Linked DNA regions of Homo sapiens: region 2 is linked to region 1. Evidence: read pairs that join two places in POLR2A ChIA-PET (ENCODE). Cell type or tissue: OCI-LY7. All regions are shown on one strand. Each heading gives the region's core, and the rest is flanking DNA. Links, peaks and the distances in the headings are about the cores only.

Region 1 (4,108 bases), core at 747-3,246:
GCCTCCCAAAGTGCTGGGATTACAGGTATGAGCCACTGCCCCTGGCCAGGAATGAAATTATTGAGCCAGATGCAGAATGGTCTACTTTCTAAATTACGGCAAACTGCTCCCACAGCTTAGTACCTAATATCGTAGTGTTAATTCCTACAAATCTGAAATCTTAAGAAACGGGTCTACCTCAAACATTATAGGGCCTGAGACAAGAACACAAATGAAACCCCTGAACAATATGTCTAAATATGAAAAAGTTTGAAGTCATGTGAATAAACTGTTAAATATCTTCTATCCTCCTACCTTGACAAAAATGCTTTTATAACAACCTGGAAGGCCAGGTTCAAATTTACAATTCTCAGATTTTTTTTTTTTTTTTTTTTTTGAGACGGAGTCTTGCTCTATCGCCCAGGCTGGAGTGCAATGGCATGGTCTCAGCTCACTGCAACCTCCACCTCCCGGGTTCAAGCAATTCTCCTGCCTCCAGCTTCCCAAGTAGCTGGAATTACAGGTGCGCACCATCACGTCCTGCTAATTTTTGTATTTTTAGTAGAGATGGGGTTTCACCATGTTGGTCAGGCTGGTCTCGAAATCCTGACCTCGTGATCCACCCACCTCGGCCTCCCAAAGTGCTGGGATTACAGGCGTGAGCCACCACGCCCAGCCTAGAATTCTCAGATTTCTTAAAGTCCACCCTGGAATGTGGGTGGCTGTGGAGAGCTGGCCCTTGACCTGCAGCACGACTACTCTCTTCCCATCTCCAGCTCTGCCCTGCACCTCAAGGACCTCCTGAGTGTGTTTACAGACACACAGCTTACGCGTCCAAACTCCATCTACACGCCCATAAACAGCCACCCCTTGGCCACTTTGGGAGGACAGGCTGCGTGTAGGAAAGAGCCTCCTCGATCCCTGGAAATGAACTTAGAGCTGCTTAGAGGATTTCACAGCCCATGCCCCGCAGTTTTGTGGTAGGAAAACAGGCTCCAATGGGCACAGCCTCTTGTCTCTGGGTACCTCTAGCCATTTGGGGATGGGAAGAACCAGAGGAGGGTCAGAGTTGAGCCTCTAAAATAGGCCCAGAGCTGGGCGTAGTGGCTCACGCCTGTAATCCCAGCAATTTGGGAAGCCAAGGTGGGCAGATCACTTGAGATCAGGAGTTCAAGACCAGCCTGGCCAATGTGGTGAAACCCCATCTCTACTAAAAATACAAAAAAATTAGCTAGCCATGGTGGCAGGTGCCTGTAATCGCAGCTACTCAGGAGGCTGAGGCAGGAGAATCACTTGAACCAGGGAGGCAGAGGTTGCAGTGAGCTGAGATCATGCTATTGTACTGCAGCCTGGGTGACAGAGCAAGACTCAGTCTCAAAAAACAAAAATGAAAAATGAAATGAAATAAATTAAGCCCAGAGCAGGGACCCCTCTTGCCAGGATATAAGGGCAATACTGGGAACTTTTTACTGTCAATGAGGTTTTCAAATTTTCAATGTTTGTTGTTCATGGTACTCATTAAGATAAAAATTTGTTATGCACCTATATTCATTTCTGCATTTCAATTCTTTATTTTGCCTATATGCATCTTATTTTGTGTTTTCTTTATCCATTTTGCCAGGGTTCTGTCTTATTAATCTTTCAAAGGACCAGCTTTGGGCTTGATTCATCTTTATTTTTCTGCTTTCTCCATTTTATGGACTTCTTTTTTTTTTTTTTTTTTTTTGAGACGGAGTCTCGCTCTGTCACCCAGGCTGGAGAGCAGTGGCGTGATCTCGGCTCACTGCAACCTCCACCTCCCGGGTTGAAGCAATTCTCCTGCCTCAGCCTCCTGAGTAGCTGGGACTACAGGCACACGCCACCACACCCAGCTGATTTTTTGTATTTTTAGTAGAGATGGGGTTTCACCATGTTAGCCAGGATGGTCTCGATCTCCTGACCTCATGATCTGCCCACCTCAGCCTCCCAAAGTGCTGGGATTACAGGTGTGAGCCACCGCGCCCGGCCTTATTGACTTCTTTAAGATCATTCTTTGAGTTCATTTGATTTAACCTTTCTTGTTGCCTAATTTATTTTGAGTGAAGAATTTTTCTCTAAATACTGTTTTGGCGGCTTCCCACCAATTTTAAAAGACGGTGTTTTCATTATTGCCTAGTTCTACATATTTTGTATTTTTATGATTTTTAAATCCTTTTAAAATTTATGATTCTTTAGTAGCAGGTTATTTATTTTCCAAATAAGTGAGCTTTTAAAATTTTTTTTATTTTTTGAGACAGAGTCTCACTCTGTTGCCCAGGCTGAAGTGCAGTGGCACAATCTCGGCTCACCGCAGCCTCCACCTCCTGGGCTCAAGCCATCCTCCCACCTCAGCCTCCCAAGTAGCTAGGACTTCAGGCATGTACCACCACACCTGTCTAAATTTTTGCATTTTTCGTAGAAACAGGGTCTCACCATGTTGCTCATGCTGGTCTTGAACTCCTGGACTCAAGCAATCTGCCTGCCTTGGTCTCCCAAAGTGCTGGGATTATAGGCATGAGCCACCTCGGATGGGCCTTTTTAAGCAACCCACTTGTTATTTGTTATTAGTTTTTAATTTTATTGCAATATGGTTAGAGAACATATTTTTTGTTTGTTTGTTTGTTTTGTGGGGTTTTTGTTTTGTTTTGTTTTAGAAACACGGTCTTGCTCTGTTGCTCAGGCTAGAATACAGTGTTGGAATCATAACTCACTAGAGTCTCGAACTCCTGGGCTCAAGTAATCCTCCCACCTCAGCCTCCTGAGTAGCTACGACTTCAGGCACATGCTCCCATGCCCAGCTGATTTTTTTTATTTTTTGTAGAGACAGGGTCTCACTATGGTACCCAAACTGGTCTCAAACTCCTGGCCTCAAGCGATCCTCCTCCCTCAGCCTGCCAAAGTACTGGGATTACAGGCGTGAGCCACAGCACCCGGCCCAAACTGAGTTTATCTCTAGAATGCTAGAGTGGTTTAGCATTGGAAAATCTATATGAATCTCTCTTTGTCAGTTTATCTAATTGAGATTAAAATTATATGATTTTTCTCAGTTTTTATAGAAAAAGCTTCATAAAATTAGTATTAATTCACCATTAAATTATTTTTTTAATGTGAAAATAAGATAAAGGGCATCTACAGCAACCATTATATTTAATACCAAAATGTTGAAGGCATTATCTCTAAGATTGATAATAATAAGTTAAGGGTGGGTCACGGTGGCTCAGACCTGTAAACCCAGCCACTTCGGGAGGCCAACGCAGGTGGATCACTTGATGTCCGGAGTTCAAGACCAGCCTAGCCAACATAGTGAAACCCCATCTCTACTAAAAATACAAAAACTAGCCAGGCGTGGTGGTGCATCTCTGTAATCCCAGCTACTCGGGGAGGCTGAGACATGAGAATTGCTTGAACCCAGGAGGTGGAGGTTACAATGAGCCAAGATTGTGCCACTGCACTTCAGCCTAGGCAACAGAGCAAGACTTCATCTCAAAAAATAAAAAATAAAAGTCAAGGATTCCTGCTATCAACACTTCTATTCACAATTGTACCAAAAATCCTGGCCAGGGCAGTAAGGCAAGAAAAAGAAACAAAAGTCATAGGAATTGGAAAAGAAAAAACAAAACTGCCTTTATCCACTGATGATGTAATTGTCTGCCTAAAAATTCCAAAAATAATCTAAAGATAAACTGTTGTATTAATTTTAACATTTATCGAAGCTGTTGGATACAAAATAAGTATGTGAACTCAATTACATGTCTATCTACCAGCCAGTTAGAAAAGTAATATATTTTTAAAAGAGTCATCCTTTCCAGATTCCTACAGGATAATGGCTACTTCTTAAGTCTGAAATTCTCCATTTATTCTCCAAAAGGCATAAAGATCAACAAGAAAAGCAAATGAAACCATCCCAAAAAGCCTGTCAACATCATCACAAAGAGAACGCTACAAATGTCCATTTACATGCAAGGAAGGAAATAAAGATACAAAATCAGCAGACCCAGCCCCAGAGCCCACACTGAAGCAGTCAGATGAGAACACACAGAAATGAGGAGAGGAAAGCCAGGTTCCTAGCGGTGGCAGAACACAAATAAAACATCACACCCAGAATGAAAGG
Region 2 (4,108 bases), core at 758-3,257, 110 kb after region 1:
AGAAAATTTTGTAACTACAAAGAAAGGTGCATCTTGACTAGGGGCATTACTATAAAAAATACCAGTGGGCCGGGCGCGGTACGCCTGTAATCCCAGCACTTTGGGAGGCCAAGGCGAGCGGATCACCTGAGGTCAGGAGTTCGAGACCAGCCTGACCAACATGTAGAAACCCCGTCTCTACTAAAAATACAAAATTAGCCAGGCATGGTGGTGCATGCCTGTAATCCCAGCTACTCAGGAGGCTGAGGCAGGAGAATCGCTTGAACCCGGGAGGCGGAGGTTGTGGCGAGCCGAGATCACGCCACTACATTCCAGCCTGGGCGGACAGAGCGAGACTCCGTCTCAGAAAAAATACGAGCAAATGTAAATGTCTAGAGGCTTACTGCTGTTTCGGAATCATAAGTGAAGCTGATGCTACAGGTTTTACCACATTTTCTCCTTTTTTTTTTTTGGTTGGGGTTTCGCTGTTGTCTCCTAGGCTGGAGTGCAATGGCACGATCTCAGCTCACTGCAACCCCCGCCTTCTGGTTGGTTTTCAAGCAATTCTCCTGCGTCAGCCTCCCAAGTAGCTAGGATTAAAGGCGCCCACCACCATGCCCGGCTAATTTTTTTTGTGTGTTTTTAGTAGGGACGGGTTTCACCATGTTGGTCAGGCTGGTCTCGAACTCCTGACCTCAGGTGATCTGCCCGCCTCGGCCTCCCAAAGTACTGAGATTACAGGCAGGAGCCATCGTGCCCAGCCCACATTTTCTCCTTTATTATAGGTATGGCCAGATTGTTTTGAGACAGAGTGGGAAGCAAAATTTAAAAAGTCCCCTTCCCAAAAGAACCCTGCTTCTTATTGAATGTTGTCATCGAGTTACAGATTTTTGTGAGCTCAGAAGACATACTCAAATCATTGAGAAACTGTTTTTCCAAATTATTTATTCTTGACTGATTTAAATGTACACTTCTGTGCATATATGTTTCTCCTCATACTCTCTCCCCAGTGTCCATAATTTCGGAAAATACTAAAAAGTTCTTAGTACTTGATGTTGTAATAGCTAGTAAGGAAATTTTCAGCAAGATGCTTTTTAGCAAATGCAGCATTGAACATATGTGCAGAGAATGGGGGTGCAAATCTGACAGGTGGAACCACAGGTGCGGTGGGTGACATCACTCACTGTGAGCCTTGAGTGGTTCAGGGACCACGGGGGACATGTGTCAGGAGCATCTTACCAGAAAGAGGTGTCGCTTAACTGTGCCCAGTTCCTTCAGGAGAGCGGTTAAAGTGGTAAATTGTCTTTAAAACAAAAAACATAAAAGCCCTAAATCAAATAAAGAGCACGGTAGCGCCGTTTCTCCTTTTGAACCAGTTTGTAGTGAAACGGGAAGTGTATTTGAAAGTTTGCTCAGCTAGGGAAAATTACTGATCAGAGTTTTCGACTCAGGGTTAAATTATCTTAGTCGAAAGAAAAATAATAGAAAGGGGTGTCTTATTGATGAATAGATTCATGTTCACTTAGTGATACACTAGCTTCCAAAATCTGCTTATTGAGCAGATACTTATTCAAGGCCCCACAATCAACTGCAGGGCAAACGGTTCACCACACATGAGGGAAATTTGGAAATTAGTTGAAGAGGATTGTGGGAACTGTGAATTGAGATTGTTCATCTAAATGGGAGTTAATAGCGTTTGTGGTTGACTAAGGGCATCCTTTACGGAAGTGGACCTCACGTGCACACCTCACTGGGAGAGGGAGAGACCTGCCAGGAGGTGCACATCTGGCCTTCCACGCTTAGTGGCCTGAGGATGTTTCCCTGGGGCACCACTTCCACAGGCCCTCTAAAAGGAGGGCAGAATGGCTTGCTGTTTGTATCTTTGTATTTGTGTTAAGCTGGGTTCTGAAAATACAGTGGTGCCAAGACAGAAGAGAAACTTTTTGGATGCTGATGTGCAGTGAAAGCTCTCCAGTAGCGGCTTTTCCAAAGTCAGTGGGTTTCATACAACAGCATCCCATTCATTCACTAGCAAGAGAGCTAGGAAGTCCTGTGGAGCTGGTGTTTTAAAGTATTCTGTTAAACATGTATTTCATGGTAGAATGAAAGATTCATGTGAATTTTAAGATAGAGTGATATTTCAAGGAAAATTTAACTCTGTCACAGCTTAGGCTGGATCCCCAGGTCTGTCCCGATACAAAGGATTCCTCCACCCTGTGCTGAAAGTTACATTTTGGTGGGAATTTTAGAGAAGTGCCACCTCTGGTGTCATCAGTTATCAAAGGTATTGTGGAGTTTTCAGGTAACGTTAATTTACTTCATTTTGACTTCAAAAATAAGCATGGGTGGTTTAACATTTAAATACTATCTTAGGAATTGCATAGATATTAGAAACCCTTTATAGTAGTGTTAACATGAATAGTAGCAAATGCTTACCGTGTGTCAAGGACTCTGCTAAGCATTTTATTTTCGTAACTCACTTATTCCTCATAGCCACCTTATACAACAGGTACTACAGTATTATCTCTAGTACAGATGATGAAATACAGGCGCAGAAGTTAAGGAATCTGACCAAGCTCACACTGCCAGTGACTTGTGGAGCCAGAACTGTGAAGTTCACAGACATCCCACGCATTTCCATATTAGCTGTTTGCAATTTGTCACTGTGTACTGTCAATCAGTGCCTCTTGAATTATTTCTTTAGTAAAATATTTTTTGTGGGATAACCCAGCACCCACACAGACATAACTGGGAAAAAAAAATGCACTGAGTAATACTTAACCTTGTTACATTCTATGAGCTCTTTTTCTTTATTTGATTTTTTAAAAAGTTCCAGTTCCCTTTTACTAAGTTGGTTTCATGATCTACACAATAATGAATTGCAGCCCTCAGTTTGAAAAGCATGTGTGGTGTAGATGATCATGATCAAATGTAATACCGTTTTTTCTTGCCCTAAAGTGAATGCAAGTACTTGGAAACAAAATACACGCAAGTACCAATCTAGACCATTGAGTAAGCATGATTTAATCTAGGTAATTGAGTAAAAGCATTGTGCTGAAACTGAGAACTGATACTCAGTCCTCAGCAGTTAAAACTAGTTTATTTGGACAAACTGGGCAGTCTTTATAACACCTGTTAAATATAATGTGATTGTGATTTTCTGTAAGTTTTCAGGTTTTCCGGAGCAATTTATACCAGTGACGCTTGTGGCATCTTACTTGGAAGTCATGTAGTAAAATAGGAAGAATATAGATGTTGACTTAATTAAGATTCATTTCTGAATTGAGCAATATTTAAGGCATTTAGTGCTTGTGTGTGGATTTTTTAGGATTTAAAAGGACCTTCCTCTATTACTTATTCAAGTATCAACTCTAAGAGAAAAAAAATTGTTTTCTAATTCCTAAGATGTTTATAGGAGAAAATTCTGTACTTCTGGGTAATGATATGTGAGAATTCTTGTAATTACAAAATGTGTGTATTTGAAGGAATGAATTAAATTAGCATGTGTGTGTATTTTATATTATATATATATTTTTTGAGATGGAGTCTCATTCTGTCGCCTAGGCTAGAGTGCAGTGGTGCAATCTCGGCTCACTGCAACCTCCACCTTCTGGGTTCAAGTGATTCTCCTGCTTCAGCCTCCCAAGTAGCTGTGACTACAGGTGTGTGCCACCACACCAGGCAAATTTTTGTATTTTTAGTAGAGATGGGGTTTCACCATGTTGGCCAGGTCTTGAACTCCTGACCTCAGGTGATCCACCTGCCTCGGCCTCCCAAAGTTCTGGGATTACAGGCGTGAGCCACCACGCCTGGCTGCATGTGTGTATATTTATATAATTAGAAGGACAAAGATTGATCACAACGAGAAGCCTGCTATATCCATTTAGTAAAACTTTGAGGCTCTACTAATTTATTCTTTATAGCAATTCTGAGAAGTCGGTATTTTGGTGTTTAATTCCCACTCCCAGCTTTATTAAGGTATAATTGACAAAACATAATAGCATGCAACCTGATGATTTGATATATGTACGCTGCACATCATGAAATGATTAAATCAAGTTAATTATATCCATCACCTCACATACTTAACATTTTTTTGTGGTAAGAACTTTTAAGATGTACTATAAGC

What was found. Peaks named below come from ENCODE experiments on the same cell type or tissue, not always from the same donor. Only the 100,000 strongest peaks of a DNase experiment are listed, where the experiment ranks them.
Region 2: POLR2A ChIA-PET joins it to region 1 with 10 read pairs; 2 of 35 experiments call an interaction of 5 or more read pairs at or near these places.

The regions. Positions count from the first base shown.
Region 1 is chr7:148,599,116-148,603,223 of GRCh38, forward strand. The region is part of intron 1 of C7orf33 (chromosome 7 open reading frame 33); the gene reads left to right. Among named protein-coding and RNA genes, the nearest start is that of C7orf33, 10 kb to the left of the region's middle. In OCI-LY7, for the core only: no CTCF peak of the experiment used is centred there; no DNase peak of the experiment used is centred there.
Region 2 is chr7:148,710,226-148,714,333 of GRCh38, forward strand. All of the region lies in intron 1 of CUL1 (cullin 1), which reads left to right. Among named protein-coding and RNA genes, the nearest start is that of CUL1, 13 kb to the left of the region's middle. In OCI-LY7, for the core only: no CTCF peak of the experiment used is centred there; DNase peaks (open chromatin) are centred at 1,156 and 1,736; H3K4me3 peaks cover 1,311 bases; H3K27ac peaks cover 2,193 bases.